Linked DNA regions of Mus musculus: all the other regions are linked to region 1. A link is a loop called in an ENCODE intact Hi-C map of the cell type or tissue named here. Cell type or tissue: gastrocnemius. All regions are shown on one strand. Links, peaks and the distances in the headings refer to the core of each region. The heading gives the core; the rest is flanking DNA.

Region 1 (5,489 bases), core at 1,490-3,989:
TGCCAGCTCAGTAGACAGGGCAGGTACTAGATGACAACTGGGGTGTGGGGGGTGGGACCAGACTGGCTCACAGCCCTGAGGAAGACAAATCCTTTCAGAGGGAAGCCCCAGTGCTCACTGATTTTTCTCGCTGATTTGCTCTCAGTACTTTATAGGGGAGCATGGGATTTCTGAGGCGCAGGGAGCTTAATTAGGCCAAGCTAGTGAGGGTCATATTTGTTCCAACTTACAGAATTTTCCAGATGCTGTGAGAAATGAGCTAGGATTCTCTTCTGGAATGTTCATTCTCCAAATGCTACATCTTGCAGCCCTGGCAACCAGTGAGCCTGCCCTTGTGGGGTGGTCAGCTGCCAGTCTCCTCCTGCCTTATTTTCTCCCTGAGAGCTAAACCCTCCATGTCTCCCAAACCAAACTTTTAAAGTACTGAGGAGAGAAAGTACTCTTGTTTATGTTTAACCTCTTTATTCACTAGTTTTTTTTAAAAGGTCAGTTTGCCAGGGATGTGTTTCTTTATGCTCATTCCCTTAGCAAGTTCTTCCTGTAGTAGGCGGAGACACTTCCCTGCCTTGGAGAGCACTGGTAGGAACCGCAGTGGAGGCACAGTGCACACCCAATTCGGTCAAGCCAGGAAGAGAAACAGCACACATTTTAACCCATTTTTTCCTATGCAGAGAGCAAGTCCTCATCCATGAACTCAGCCTCCTCCATGAGGGTCCCTGTCTTCTACTTTCATGGGAGGCAGTTAGGGGTCCAAGATTCCCAGCCAACAGGGTATCGAGTGGTGTATCCATTCTATTCTGCACACTTTGACTGAGCCTTCTCTGACCATGGTTTATGTATGGCTCTGTCATTTTCTCCTACTCCTCCTCTGTATTGCCTATTTGTCTGGTCCTCTGCTGCAAAGCAAATTCCAAGACAGCAGGAATGTGGCCCTTGCCGACATCACTCATCTCAGAATTTGTCAGCTTGTGAGGCGAACCTTTTCCTCTTGACATGCAGTCTTCTCCTCCCTCCCTGCCGGTCCTCACTCAAGACAAGCCCTCTCCGTGGGTCCCTGAGCCACACGACCCACACGCGGCCAGAAAGGCCAGCGAACACAACCTCTAGCTAGCTATATCGGACGGTATGCAGGCAGGTCTGAGTGGGCCACAGGGCTTGCCTTCCAAAGCAGGCTTTAATGGAGGCCAGTCATACGCTTTCAAGGGCTCCTGGAGGCCAATCCCAAGGACTAGGTGGGTTTTGTTGATACCATTCTCAAAATCTTCCAGTCGGTGGTGAGAAATTAGATGGGTATGTTGGACTAACAACAGTAGACATCTTGCTGGGGCTGAATTGGTACTTTTCTCAGAAGAAAGTCAGTTCCTGCTTAGCAGTGAAGAGCATTTGCACCTGAGAAATACTTTTTGCATCTCCGGATGCTCGGCGGTCCTCTGGGGTAGGGGAAGAAAAAAAAAAAACCAAATACATCTGGACAGATGAAAGTATTTTAAAACAACCCTTCCTGTCTCTGCACAAGGCACAGCATTGGCGTTCAGAGGGCAGCAGGGCTGCGCCCCCATCCCTCGGTCCGCGCAGAAGGGAGACGGCTTTCCGGGCCTCGCTTCCTGCACCCACTCGGGACTAAAAAAGAACACGAACAACTTTTTTTTTTTTTTTTTTTTTGGTCCCTCTCTTGCAAAAACGCTCGCGTAACCAGCTCGCTGAAGTAACCGCTCCGGGGGCGGCCGGGTGTGTGTGTGTGTGCGTGGGGCGCGGTTCCGGAGCCCCACGGGCACGAGCACCAGCGCCGGCGGCTGCGAGGTGGGGGCCGCGCGAGGGCCGGGCGGCGGGGGGGGGGGGTAAGTGGAGAGAGAGGGGCGGGCGGGGCGTGCGGGGCGCGTGCGCAGAGCACTTCCGTGTTTGTCCCCGTGACTGGCGCGGGCGCGCCGCCCGCCGCTCCGCGGGAGCGAGCGCCCCAGTCGGTCGAGCCTCGCCGCTTGTCAGCGCCACCGGAGCGGTCCGTTCCGCCCAGCCCCGCCCCTCCCCGTCGCGCCCCGCCCCGCCCCGCCCCGCCGCCCCTTGCGTGCGCTCGGGGAGGCGCGTCCCCGGCCGCCTGCGCGCGCCGCTTGCAGTTTGAAGGGCGCTGCGCCGCTCGCTCCGCTCCTCTCCGCTCCACTCCTCGCGCGCCAGGCCGGGCGCCGCGGCGGGTCGGGCTGCGCGCGTGGCGTTCATGAGCCGCCCGGCGGCCCCGGGAGCCTGCGCCGTGACTCACGCCCGCCCCCGCTTGTGTCTCGTCCCTCCCGCGGCAGGATGCCGGACCAGATCTCCGTGTCCGAGTTCATCGCCGAGACCACCGAGGACTACAACTCGCCCACCACGTCCAGCTTCACCACGCGGCTGCACAACTGCAGGAACACCGTCACGCTGCTGGAGGAGGTAGGCGGCGGCCTGGCAGCTGGGTGGGCTGGGGCCCTGGGGAGCCCGGCGACTCGGGGAGCCACACCCCCTCCGGCAGCCCCCGGCCCCTGTGGTCCTCCTTGGCAGCCCTTTCCGGGATCCTGCAGGTTTGAAAGCCGGGGAAACTGAAGTGGGGAAGGACTGAGCGAGCTCTGGACACCCGAGTAGAAGAGAGATCCTCTCTGCCTTGCACCCTGTCTGGGTGCCAGGCAGTCTGCTCAGCGCTTCCACATCATTGTGACCCTTTCCTAACCCACGAAGTACGTGGCGTCAGGCCACCGAGGGCAGAAAGGCGAGGCTGCTTGGCCAAGGTCACCAGCCAGAGACTTGGAGATGGGCCGTGAATGCACTTCTCCGCAGCCCAGCGGGGCCAGGCAGGCTTAGCTGTAGAGATAAGGGCTGGTGGAAAACCCCAAAGGAATAAAAGGGAACTTCAATTGAGACTGTTGCCATCCCTGGGCCTGTGTCTGCTAGTCCCCTGTGCCTAAAGTGAGCAAAAGCCCAGTGGAAGGAGGTCTGTACAAAACGGATCCCCGCCCAGCGCCCCTTGCTCCAGTGGCTTTGGTTCTCTAGGGCTCTGCTGCACCAGATCCGCAGGACACTCAATGCAGTCTGCAGAGCTGATCAGACTGGTAGATGGGACCAGAAGCTGCGGAAAGAACAGCTCTGCCTATCAGGACCCTCCAACGGATAGATGTCCAGGGGCAGAGGCAAGGGCAAAGCTATTTCTTTTAAATCTTGAGCGTGGGGTGGGTGAGGAGAAACGCCTTAAGCACATATTTACAGCTACAAACAAGCCAGTGAAAAAGCAGTGAAAATAAGGCAGTTTCCCAGAAACTCAGCACACTTTCTCAGTGCCACAAAATATTCCCATCCTAAGCAGCTTGGCCTGTCTTGGCTGAACACGACAGTATAGGCAGGAAGAGGGTTTCCCCCATGGGAATTAGACACTTGGTTTATTTGAGGTTCAGGGAGCTCTTTTTTTTATTTAGGGCGGCTAGGGACCAGCCCTCGGGAATATAGGGAATGTTGAAGTTCTGCCTGGAACTGGCTGTGGTAGTCAAGTTGTTTGATGTATGGAGAACTGGTATTTGGGTGCATGCATAAGAGATGGAAATGTTAGGGGGTGGGAGATTTCTTTGTCCCATCTTGTCCACCTGCCAGGTGCTATAAACTAGTCTGTTTAATTCCAGGAAGGGTTGTTTTTAGAGTTTTCTCTGGAGCCATTGTTGAGTGATGGAAATGAATGTTCAAGTGGATGGAGAAATACTACCTACCTAAGTGTATTTGAAAGGCAGAGGTAGTGAATACCCCTCCCCCTTGTGACCTGTCAGTTGCTTGACGGTTAATATCAGGGATTAAGCAGAGTAGCCAGGCATTCAACCTCAAAGTGATTCTGTCCTTCATATAATTGGAAGAAGCTGACAAATTTGCTCATCTAGGAGTGTGTGGTCATCTTTTTCCATTTCTAACTGGATATGCCTCTAAAGGGTTTAACATTGATTAGGCTGTGGGGTTATTTTTCTGCCAGATAACTTCTTCTCTGTCTGCTAATAGAGCTGTCAGTTACTGTAACTTTCTGCACACTCAGATAGTGTTACTGTATTCTGTTTGTGCAGCAGATGATAAGGGTGTTTGGGGTGCTGTTTGTGGGGGATATTTGCATATTGAAGCACCTTTTTTTAGAATAGTTAATGTCAAATAAGTATCTGCCCCCAACCCTGTGTGTGTGTGAGAGAGAGAGAGAGAGTGAGTGTGTGTGTGTGAGAGAGAGTGTGTGTGAGTGTGTGTGTGTGTGTGTGTGTGAGAGTGTGTGAGTGTGTGTGTGTGTGAGAGAGAGTGTGTGAGTGTGTGTGTGTGTGAGAGAGAGAGAGAGAGAGATAGTGTGTGAGTGTGTGTGTGTGTGTGTGTTTGAGTGTGTGAGTGTGTGTGTGTGTGTGAGAGAGAGAGAGTGTGTGTGAGAGAGAGAGAGAGAGAGATAGTGTGTGAGTGTGTGTGTGTGTGTGTGTGTGTGTGTGTGTGTTTGAGCTTAGGTAGAAGAATAGGCCTTTGGGCTTGAGAAAGAGTTAGAACCAGTCTAGAAAGTTCAAAAGTGACATATTAGAATACATTGATATACTCTTGTCCCTAAAGCATGTAGAGTAATTGATACCAGAATTTTGTCATTCTTTTTCTAAACTTGAGTACAGGCTTGGTTAAGAAATCATTTTCCTCACTGTGTACTTTTTTAACCCTTGAATCATAGTCTATTTGGTTTGACTTTGTATGGTGACCTCTTCTTTATATGAAACGTCTTTTTAGCTTCTTACTGTTGGATCATAACACAGCTGAAGGTACATCCTCAGTAGATGCCAACCTGGTTCTTCAAAATTAGGCTGGGTAGTGGGACATACCTGTAATCCAATCAGTTGGTCCATAGAGGCAGGAGGATCAAGCTTGAGGCTAGCCTGGACTTCCTAATGAGTTCTAGACCAGCCAGGGCTGCACAGCAAGACCTTATTTCATAAAATGCTAGGGCAGGGACCTGCACTAGACGTGCCACACACCATGCGGCCAGCACTCAGAGACTGAGCAGAGGGTTGTGAGTTCCCAGCCTAGAATACATAGGAAGAGCCTGTCTCAAAATAAAAATATATCATTGTAATGGGGGGAGGGTGGCAGGGGGATTACTGCTCCCAAAATAGAAGGAAAACTTTGTGAAAATATCAGGAAATGTTTGCATATTCTTCACAAGTGAGAGATTTGGAAATTGAAAGAATTTGGCTTGTGTTATTGTGGTTATTCTTAGAAATAGAATTTTTGGGTAGTTTGTTTTGTTTTGTTTTGTTTTTGGTGATGTGGACACTCTAGAATAGGGAGTAATTTGGGTAGCTTGGACTATTGTTTAGAAGCAAGTCTTTTCCTAGTTCTGATAGTTAAGAATTTCCTGTTTATTTGTGACTTTATCTGCTGTTTATGTTACTAATTAACACACATGGGGCTTAACTGGAAACCTGTTAGAGCGCCAAGCTTCGAACACCAAATTGATTCATTTGGGGTTAGCACTTTCCCCT
Region 2 (5,489 bases), core at 1,819-4,318, 120 kb after region 1:
TCGCAGGGTGTGAGCTTTAGAGTTCTGGCTTCAGAGTGTTTGGACACCTATGCCATCTGGCCAGAGGATAAAAGACCAGTTGTGCTACAGAGAGCGGGGTGGGCAGTGACATCACTCTGATGTCATCACATACTTACTGTGCTTTCATGCTAACCTCCAATAGCTTAACTGTCTGAGATAAATGCCATTGATGTCTCCATTTTGCAGGTGTGGCTTAGAGAAGGCCACTTGACCAAGATAATGTCACACAGGCATTGAATGAAGGTTCATCGCACTTTAGATTTTGCATTTGAGCAGGGAAGAGCTTTTCCTCTAAGCTCCATTCAGTGACTGGGACCTGCAAACAAGACTGCCAGAGATACAAATCACCAGGGAAGGGGCTGATTTAGTATGTATATGGGGGCTCCAGCTTTTCAAGCTTATGCACCTCCCCAAAAGACCTATAAATTGTGAGCTTCACCAAAATCGTCTCTACACTTAGCCTCTTCCTTCCCACAAGTCACTGTCTTAGAAGCCCAAGGCTGCTACCTCTTGTCTTGTTATTTCTAATTCTGCAGTGCAGATTATAAAAGAACTTTCTCATACTCCCTCATCTCTTGGAGCGATGAGGCTTTTGTGAGTTTAGTTTGTCTCTTTAGTTACAAAGCTATGTCTGTGATGGTGTTCGCTAAAACCTTTATATTTTTCTTCTTTCCTGTATGCCTAAAGCGATAGCACATTTAGTTGGCCGACTGTCCTCAAATACGGTCTCCCTCTGCCTCTGCCTGTGATACTTCCTCCCCAGAGCAGTATTACTGCCTCTCAGACTTGTTACATATTGAAAAAGTCTTGGAAAGCTCTTGGTTTTATATCGAGGTAGAGGTATTTCGTGAGGGCAAATGGGCTGCAGGGAGGGTGCTTTCAGTAAACTGTCTCTGATAGATTTATAATGCTCTAAGCTAAGTGATACTTAAAATGCGAGACCTATTCCTGTGCTGTTAGATATTACATACAGCTCTCAGGTAACAATGGCCATCTTCTTTTGGGCTTATGCTACTCCCCCCTTTAGTATTATTATCCACAAATTCAACTTATTATACTGCTATATTTTAATATCTGTATCTATACTGTATATATATGACATCTCACTGTGTTTGAACAAACACTTACTGATGCATACATATGCACACCCAGGGACTATATAGGTTTTCTGGATCTATACCTAGCTTCTGCTGACTTATCCATTCTGGCTTTCAGCCTCTCATCTATCACACTCTGCAGAGATCTGGTGAGGAGGAAATACAGAGTGTCACAGAGAGAACGGTTAGGCCAGAGAACATTCTCAGCACACATCAATACCCTCCTCCTATGACCCAGCTCTGCTCAGTTCATCTGATTTCTCAGTGAGTCACCATTGTTCATCTGCCAGGCTTCTCATAATTCTTGCTAACTCTTCATGAAGTTATATTTCAGGGGAATAGATGTCAGGGGAGGAAGAGAAGCGATTGCAGTTTCATGAGATGCCTAGGAAGGGATTCTAGAACCAATTTGTAATAATTCCTTTCTAAATCTGGGTAGTGAGTAGCAGATACTCTAATAATTTACACATCTCTACACATTTCATTCTATGACTTCAAGGGAACAAAGAGCAAGCCTGTGTGCCAGTGTATCCCACCTAATGCTGAGGTGCTTTCTCCCCTGGAGCGTTGAAATGGACTTCATTGTTTCTCACTGGCTTGCAGAAGCAGAAGCATTAGGTGGGAGTCTCAGTGGGGTGTGGGCGTCTATGACCCAGGTAGATCTATGCTTTGGGGCAGATGTGCCTATTGTTGAGCTGAGATGGTCTTTCTATTTTTCTGAGGCTTAACCAGAGATGTGTTTTATCTTTTAAAAATATCGCAGTCATAAATGTTTATCGCCACTGCAGGCATCATGAATTTTAATGCTGTGATGAGCAGAAGTCTTTGGGAGCTTCATCTGGTCTCACTGGATGACAGCGATGTTTCTTGCCCGTTATTCCCCAGGCTGCTGTTTCATTTCTTGAACGGCCATTGCTCTTATACAGTTATTGAAGAAGGTTTGAAGTAAAGCATTCCATTGTTGAATAGCTGGGAATAAACAGCCTAAGAAATTTCAGAGGACTTAACGAATTCTCATTAAGCCCTAATATCCTAAGTCCAGCTCCCCGGAAAATCGCCAGTGTTGTCTGTTGAGTGAGGGATACAGAGGTGACAGAGGCAATCCTTGCCTCCTAAGGGAAAATATGCATGTGCACAGATGATGTGGGAAACCGTGCATAAGTACAGGACTTACAGGCAAGGACGGTTCCTTCTGACTGAGGAAAGCCTTAAGACTCTGACACAGACTTGTTTACTCGTTCATGTAGTAAATACTAGGCATGTGCTGTGGGCTTCCACACAAAGGCAGAACAAAAAGCTGGCACATGAATACCACCTCCAACGCAGTCACCAGGCAAGCCAGCTGCCATGCATCAGTCCCCGGTAGACTTCTCTCCATGTCTGTGAAGATCATGGTGAGCCTGGCAGTCCTTCATGAAGGGCATGTGTGGTGGGAGTTAACATCTGTTGTATAACCTAATAGAGCCATACAGGGTGCTGTTTTAGTAACAAAGCAAGAGCAATGCTCAAGAGACCAGAACAAAGAGGTGATGTTGGGTAGGCGGTGATTAGCATGAGGTGATGAGAAATTCTCAGATTGGGGTATATATCTTTCTCGGTGGTAAGTGGCCTTCTGTGGCCACTCTGAGGTCCCAGGGTGTGAGAAAGGAAAACCAAGTATGAGTCGACGGGTTTCAAATTCCATCTTGTCTAATGCTGTTTGCCAGTGCCTAAGTAAGATAAAGGGCTGACGGAAGAAGACCACGGGGTCCAGTGTAGCCTTTTGTTTGGGCATCCAAATGGAGATAGATGGTTGGATGTGTCAATTTGTGTTTTAGTGGTCAAGATACCAACTTAAAACTTTTGGAAAGCATTTAAAGTGATGAGACTTGAGATCTCAAGGTAGTAAGAATAGATGGAAAAATAATATAAAGTACCAGTAACAGAGAGGGGCTTTCTAGTGCAATGAGGTCAGACAGGCGAGGAAGCAGCAGAGAAGGGGGAGGAGCAGCCATGAGGTAGAGGTAGAGGATGATGAAGAGAGCAGGATAGCCTGGAAAACAGGACAGAAGGTATTTCACAGGAGTAAGAGTTACTGTTCCCGTATGTACTGAGAAAGGCTGTGGGCCTTTCACATCAGCTCCTGCAGAGTTGAAAGAAAGTGCGAGGGGTAGCGAAGGTAGAAAGTGTAGAAGTTGTTTTCATGATTTTTGTGATCTGAGCATGCAGGCTTTGTACCTAGAGATGGTTTCACCAGAAAATAAAAATTAAAAATAAAATGTCTCTTGCTCTACATCTAATCTTGACTCCTTTTGTAGACCTGGGGCATAAAACAAAATAAAGGAGTCAAGATTAGATGCAGAGCAGGAAACATTGCTAAAACTCTTGTGAGGTTTTCTTTTGTATTTTAAGATTGAGTTTGCTAATGAGAAATTTCTTCATAGTTTCTTAATTGCTGGTGAATGTGGGAAGAATTTTTCCCTTAAATAACTGAAGAGTCAGTGACAGACAGACAGATAGACAGCACCAATGCCATCCAGGCGTGGTGGCTCACACCTGTAATCACAGCATAAGAGAGGCACCAGCAGAAAGGTGGCAAGCCTGAGGCCTGCCTGAACTATACATCAGACCCTGTCTCAGAAGAGAAGAGCGTTGAGTGTACTGCCAGCCTCTGGACGTGTTCAGTAAATAATTGATGCTGTTTTTCTCTGCTTTCCTTTTAAGAGGTTCCAGTGATCCACATTCAGAAGAAGCCCTCGTTGCGGCAAATAACCACTCACACTCCTTTTTTGCTTCCTTCCTTTTTAGATCATGTACAAAATGAAGAAAACTATGCACAAGTTCTGGATAAGTTTGGAAGTAATTTTTTAAGCAGAGACAACCCTGACCTTGGCACCGCTTTTGTCAAGTTTTCTACACTCACAAAGGAACTGTCCACGCTGCTGAAAAATCTGGTGAGTCATGCTTCCTCCTGGAGCAGGCTGGGCTCACCGGGCTTACAGAGAGCAGTCCTCTGCTCCTCGCCTCCACCCTCGGGCCTCAGAGTGGAGAGCAGAGGCTGCGCAGTCCTGCAGAGGTGGTGGTCTCCACAGGCTTCAGAGTAACATTTCTAGCCTGGTAGCCTTAGCCCAGCCAACAGCATGGTGGCTATTTTGAAGGGAGAGGAACCACGTGACTGTCTTCTACATTCTACCACTGTTAACTGTTTTAAGATAACTGTTAGCAGATGTTATTTTTTCCCTTTTATTGAAAATAGGTTTTTCTCTCCATACAATATATATTAATTATGGTTTCCCCTTTCTCTACTCCTCCTAGTTCCTTCCTGCCTCCCTCTCATCTAGATCCACCCCCTTTCTGACTCTCATTAGAAAATAAATAGGCTTCTAAGAGATAGTAATAAAATAAAGCAAAAAAAAAAAAAAAAAAAAAAAACAACTAACATGTCACTGGAGTAGGACAAAACAAAGAGAAGGACAAGAGCCCAAGAAAAGCCCAAGACAGGTATAGATAGTGAGACATCCATTAGCACACTCAAGAATCCCATAAAAACAGTAAGCTGGAAGCCATAAGACACAAGCAAAGAACCAGTAGGGTAAAAGGAGGGAAGGAAAATATATATAAGTAAATTTTAAAATGAAAAAAATTTTAAAAACAAAAAAGGAAAAGCCCTGCCATGACATGGCTAGACAAGGTACCTCCCCCATGCCGACATCTCCCCCATGCCGATGAGCGCTCTCTTCTGTTACTCTATTGCTAGGCATGCAGCCTGCCCATAAGAGGGACTTGTTTCCTCAGTGAGACTCTTGACAGAGCTTCTAGCCTAGGAATAGGGACATGTATCCCTTTGTCCCTTCAGCTCCTTAACTCCGTCTGACATAGACCTGTGCAGGCCCTGTGTGTGCAGATTTTGGGTTTTTTTTTATTTATTTTTTATTTTTATATTTATTTTCGGTAAACTGGTTAAAAGAGTAAGGATGCTTTCAGTGCTGAACAGGCAATGGAAATGCACCCTTGCCTGTATTGTACCTCACTTGTATGTGTGTCTTGGTTCTTGAAATAATGAGCCTCCCTTAATTCTGCATATCCTTTTACAATCCACCCCACTGCCAACCCTTTGCATACCTTCAAGAAAAGGTTTTAGGATTTACAGAATGTGTATGGCAGGAAGAATCCTAAAATATAAGGTCTTTAAAAATGCTGACCCAAGAAGGCAGAGCAGATGGACAGCAGTGAGAGTTTCTTGGCCAGCACTGTGTCCGGCTATCACCATATCTTAACTGCATCCACATTGTTGAGCCTGACATTGTTGATTTGGTGAAAATATTTCTGTAAGAACTGCCACATTTGCGCTTTATTTGATCTAGTCTAAGTCTTACGAGGTAGGGGAGCACA
Region 3 (5,489 bases), core at 1,819-4,318, 70 kb after region 1:
CTTACCATTGTAAAAAGGCTCTTTCAGGTGCTAACCTCTGCCCACACTCTTGAGAATTGACCTTGCTCATCCTTTTAACTTCTAGCGTTTCATCCATGATCATTTAATAGCTTCTGTTCTCTCCCCAGTTAAACCAAGGAACCACTTGTAATTTGTCTCAGTAATTAGAATGTGACTTTAAGTAACTTGTGGAGTTGGCCTTTATCTGACTGAACACTTGTTTGGGTAATTTTCTGTTCCATCGACCAAAATTCTGTTCTATCAAATGAAATTTCTGTGGCAGTTGTTCTTTCCACAGCAGAATCAAAGCAGTGGCCCCAAAATAGAGGAGAACTTAGACTTGTCTTCTGTCACCTTCCCAAGCCCCACATGAAGGCTGCTGCTGCTATCTGTGCATATACTGAGTTACGTGTCACCACACAGCTGAGAAGCTGAGGAGTAGAACCTGACCTGTCCAGCTCGTCTTGCCTTGTATCACACTTGATGCTTGTATGTGATGCATGGCCAAGGATGGTGTTTAGGGACACTTCATTGTATGATACAGAGGAGGTAACTGGGACATTACTGCATGCTTTATAGTGGTACTCTGAAAATCTTGTGAGCCTGTTGACAATTAGTTCCAAGTCACAGAACTGTCACATGGGCAAAAGCCAGTTCATTATGGCTATGGACTAATGTTATCCTCACTGTTGATGACTGATGGAGGGACGACTTTAGTTACAGTAACAGTGTGTGTGTTATACATATATATGTATATGCATGTATATGAATGAAGTGTTGCTTTTTTTCATTTCATTTAATCGTCTGCAAAATGCCTACATCTCGTTCACTGTGATTGAGGCATGTAACATGAGTCAGTACAGATGAACTGTTAGCTGACGGTCTGTCTGGTGCTTATGTAGGGAAGCAGAGAACATTAGTGGCTGTGAAGATCTGTTTTAGTCATCTCTGCTTCCTAAGACATTGCAGCATTATTGCTAGATGTACATTCAGTAACTATGAGCTGCTCATTTGTTTTCTTTCTTCTTTGTGTGCTGTAGGTATTTAAACATCCAGCATTGTGCCAATAGAGAGGGCAATGGGAGTTTCTTATGCTAGAGGCATTTATAGTCTCCTGAGCTATATGATCACTGATCAAAGTCATCCAAGGAAACTGGCCCAGTGATGGGTAATGGGTAGTGACCCTGAGGCTGCATTATACAAAGACCATGAGCCTAGGAATGAGAATGTTCCTGTGTAGCCACAGAGTTGCCATTATTGAGCAGGACCGCCTGTGAGGACTCATTGCTCCCACTTGGTAGACTTGCTAAATACCTTAAGCAATAGTACCCCTCCTGTCTGAGCTGCTCACTTCAGAGAAGAAAACATCTCCTCTATGTATGTCATTTCCTTATGAAGTAATAGCATCCCCTCCTTAATAGCTAATAAAAACAAAAGCCTATAGTCATGCAGAAAAATCAGTAGCGGATTTCAAGTTCCCATACTGAGATTTCAGAAATGCTCCATCAGTGTCTTGCAGTTTTGTAGCTACACTTGTACACAACAGAAATGGAAGACTGTGGGTGGAAGAAGAACCTGGACTAGGAGAGGAATTTTGTAGCAACTGAGTCTTGACACAGTCAACCTTTGGGATGTTTCCCTGGGGTCTGTTACTTAAAGCCTGGAACTTGCAAACCTTGCCCCCCTTCTTACCCTTTGTATATCTCCTCTGTAAAGCCCAGTTCAGATGGCTCAACCTTCTGAAACCCTTTCTTCTAGACTAGACTTGAGGGCAGGGAGGCAGATCATTGGTTGCTTTGGTTATAAAGCTGACCACTCCACCTTATTATCCATCTATCCAGACAGTCTGCAAAGCACTTGAAGATGGGGAAAGTCCTGTTTACAAAATAGCCCCGTAGCCTGACATGCAGGCTCTTCGTGTATGTTAAGTGACTGCATGCATGCATTCATCCTTTGTATTTCTGTGCCTATTACCTGGTGTGGCCTTTGTGGATTACATCTGGAAGGGAGAGGAAAAGTAGGAGATAGGTCTCAAAAGCTGAGCCTGTCTTCTCTTAAGAGTTTTGTAGAAAGCACTAGAAGGAGGAGTGTACTCCTGGATCTGTGTATGATCTGCCCTTGGCAAATCAACTCACAAGGTCTGGAGTTTTATCTTTCTTCACTGCCCCTTTTGTAAACACTGGATGTAACAAGAGGCTGTAGAATACTCAGGAATGGTCAGGCTTCCCCTTAGAAATCAACCATATGGGAGCTTCCGTGCCAGAATATGAAGTAATGAACAGATCACCTTCTGCTGGGAAAATGGGAGCTTTGGCTGCCTTGTCAGGGTGTGAGTGTTACCCCATTGATCTGTGCCATTTGTTAATTGTCTTGATCCACTGTGATTTGTCACCTTTCCCATTTTTTTCTTTGCTGCCATCTTTTCTTGTTGGGGCCCCATGGGAGACAGGAGGATAGTATCATTGTTATATAGTGTCTCACCACTCTTTATTGTTCTTCTCTGAGGCTGTGCAGACACTTGGGGGACAAAGGGGACTTCATTAATGGCCTTCTTTAATGAGGACTGCAGTGTTGGGGTGGGAATGTGTGGCGGTAGAGGCGAGTTGGCTGAAGTCTGAGGTAATCATTCCATTGGACCCATCGCATTCCATGTGGGCACGTGAGCAGCTGTCCATTTCTCCACCCAGCATTTTCTTGGGTGTCATTCCTTGTCTTGTCAGGGGTTTCCCAACACTAAGAGATTCTGACACACCCACTCTAAGCTTGTCCTGTCATGTTTCCTTCTTCATACCAGTCTTCCTCTTTTCTAGCTGGAGGGCATATATGTACAAAATGCAGAGGTTCATTTTTAGCTGCAGTCCAGGCAGGTCTCGAGGGAAGTGTTGCGATAACTGGATTTCTCAAATGGTAACTTGGCAACCCATACTTTCAATTCCCTTGTAAGCTGGTGTCTGTAGAAGATGAACTGTCTTTACTTGTGAAGGTCTTCATGGGATCATCCATTGACCCCATCAGAGCCTCGTCATTTACTTCCTTTAATCCAAGCCACATCTCCATGATTTGACAGCCTGTCATAGCAAGGGAGGATGTAGAGGATAGGATAATAAAATTGGTCAGGCAGGATTTGATACAGAGCAAAGAAGGCCGGGTATCAGCTTACTAGCCAACTACAAGTTGCAAGAAACAGTCCACAGAGGATCACTGAACAGTTTGGGACTGCTGGGAGTGGCTTGGCTCTGAAAATCGTCAGATATGTGCCAGCAGCCTTGGGAGCTCCCTAAAGGGACTGAAGCAGCCTTTATTATGTCCGTGTAGATTGGGTCAGGTTTGGGCATCAGTCTAAGTTTCACGGAGGGAGGCATATTTGGGTCATGAGAATCTACTAGAACCAGGGAAGAAAGAGGAACCCAGGCTCTGTGGGTGAGGCTGCCATAGCTGTACTTTTGGGCATCCCTGTCAGAGTTTGGTGGGTTTACTCAACAAAATTTGGTCGACCTGTGTTTCAGGGCATGCACCTCTTGAGCATCTCTGCACTGCTTCCTTCAAGGTCCATCCAGGCTGGCCTTGCACATTATCTTCCTGTTGTTTCATTTGCTTGCCCTTTGATCTCTACAGGTCCTTTATCTGCATTACCCCCATAAGTGTGTTCCCCTGACAGGATACCTTATTGTGTGAAGAAGTTGGTATCTACTCTAATGTTCCAGGGGTCATTTCATAATGGTGAGCATGTTGCTGTAGTTTTGATGTTGACTCTACCCTAATGTTCTTCGAGTGAGCCTTGGTCCTGAGATGGAGCTGTTTGGAAGTGGTGAACCATGCAGGAAATAAGCCCGGTCCTTAGGTCATGAGACAAGTGATTTTCCAAGTGAGTTGTGAGACTGGAACCCCTTCTTATTTTTATTGCTTTTTTATACAGGGGGTGTTCAGTTTTGCCCCCTCACATATTACCACCTTGCCACAAGCCCAGCACAACGGGCCTGCTGATTGTAAGCTGGATCCTCTCAAACTGTAGACCAAAAATAACCCTTTTTACTTTATAAATTGATGCCTCAGATGTTTTGTTGTAGTACAGAAAGCTAACTAACATACATTAAGGTTATTTGTGTCTGTGGAAGTGGGGCAATTATGTCAGAGACTAGCATAATTAAAGTGATCCCTACAAAACAAAACATGAATAAAATGGCTTGAAAAATGGGAGCATCTGTTTTTATTACTATATGTGCTTTAACATGTAACTCCACAGCTCCTTGTATCCACGAAGGGACCCTTGGTAAGTGATCTAGTTCAGACACATATGGAAAACGTCATCTCCAAGCCTTGTTTTCCTCAGCTAGAATATAGTTGATAGTTTTCCTTTGCAAGTCTGTTGTGAAGATTGATGGAAATGACACCAGTCATACAGTGGATTCCCAGAGACTAGGAGCTAAAAAGCAAGAGGAATTTCAGAAACTTCCTGAACAGGCAGTGATTTCTCTAATTGAGAACAGGTACCAAATTATACTATCTCTTTGCCAGTAAGCTCTGAGCTCAGTATTTTCTTCTGTTTACTTGATTTGGGGCCTTGTTCCTTCTTCTTAGCTGGAACTAAGCATCAGGGCACTCAGCAGGAAGCAGTGGTCTGAACCCTCCCTGGTAGGCATAAACAAGCACTTGATGTCATTAAGGAAATTCTGGCTGGCTGTCGCCTATGGAAGACAGGAGCCTTATTGTTCTTATGTTATTAGAATACCAGCCTGGCACTGACCATGGATACTTGCCTGTCCAGAGCTGGAGAAAACATGTTTAAACATGTTTGTTTAAATTCCCAAAGAGGTCAGAGATACAGTTGTCTGGGTATTTTAGCAGTTAAACATAATTATCTTCATGCCTTAGGAAAATGATACAAATGGCTCTTGAATAAATGTGATTCCAATTGCAGTTTCCTTGGTTTTGTGTAGACCAGCCGAAGTGCTTCTAAGAATAAGATAATTTTATTTTGGCTGAAGTTTGTAAGCTTCTTCATTTGTGGAATTGTGCTCATTGGTCCCCACAGTCCTGCACTGGGTCCAGTTTTTCCTTGATAGTATTCTTTGTTGAATATTACATTCCCTTTCTTGAGTCTGAAAGTCCTTCAAGGAAGGTCAACTGTTGGAAGTCATCATAGGCAGAGCCCGTTGTTTGCTTTGCTAATATTTCCCCTCTGTGCTTATTGTAGAAAGATGAATGTGGGTTGCCAAGTCTTCCTTGCTCTTTGGCCTGGTGCTCCCTGAAGTAATCCACTCTACATTTTGCAGTCAAGGAGGTGTTCAGTGTCAAGGAGTCAGTGTGAACATGATTACACGACATGGGTCTGCTAGCTTTCTTGGGTCTTAGTAGGGGTGTCATGTTCCCCAGTTTCTTCTTCACAGATGTTAGTTAGCACTATCATGTTTTGTACCTCCATCTGCTCCCACTTGTGGATATATTAGAGGTGAGTTACATTGCCTCCAAAGGAGATGCCATTTTATATA

The links. Hi-C counts contacts between places; a loop is a spot of excess contacts. Peaks named below come from ENCODE experiments on the same cell type or tissue, not always from the same donor. Only the 100,000 strongest peaks of a DNase experiment are listed, where the experiment ranks them.
Region 2: it touches region 1 in a loop (2.0-fold over the local background); 9 of 42 quality-filtered maps call a loop at or near these places.
Region 3: a loop joins it to region 1, with 1.9 times the contacts of the local background. A loop is called at or near these places in 9 of 42 quality-filtered maps.

The regions. Positions count from the first base shown.
Region 1 is chr15:64,309,275-64,314,763 of GRCm38, reverse strand. It overlaps Asap1 (ArfGAP with SH3 domain, ankyrin repeat and PH domain1), which reads left to right. Exons shown (of 31, transcript NM_010026.3): 3 at 2,289-2,415. 1700010G06Rik (a long non-coding RNA gene) reads right to left here and starts at 646. Exons shown (of 2, transcript XR_003951590.1): 1 at 231-646. In gastrocnemius, for the core only: no CTCF peak of the experiment used is centred there; DNase peaks (open chromatin) are centred at 1,954, 2,687 and 2,990; H3K4me3 peaks cover 2,500 bases; H3K27ac peaks cover 2,330 bases.
Region 2 is chr15:64,190,046-64,195,534 of GRCm38, reverse strand. Asap1 (ArfGAP with SH3 domain, ankyrin repeat and PH domain1) reads left to right here. Exons shown (of 31, transcript NM_010026.3): 5 at 3,906-4,051. Among named protein-coding and RNA genes, the nearest start is that of Gm20717, 95 kb to the right of the region's middle. In gastrocnemius, for the core only: no CTCF peak of the experiment used is centred there; no DNase peak of the experiment used is centred there; H3K27ac peaks cover 765 bases.
Region 3 is chr15:64,240,059-64,245,547 of GRCm38, reverse strand. All of the region lies in intron 3 of Asap1 (ArfGAP with SH3 domain, ankyrin repeat and PH domain1), which reads left to right. Among named protein-coding and RNA genes, the nearest start is that of 1700010G06Rik, 71 kb to the left of the region's middle. In gastrocnemius, for the core only: no CTCF peak of the experiment used is centred there; no DNase peak of the experiment used is centred there; H3K27ac peaks cover 939 bases.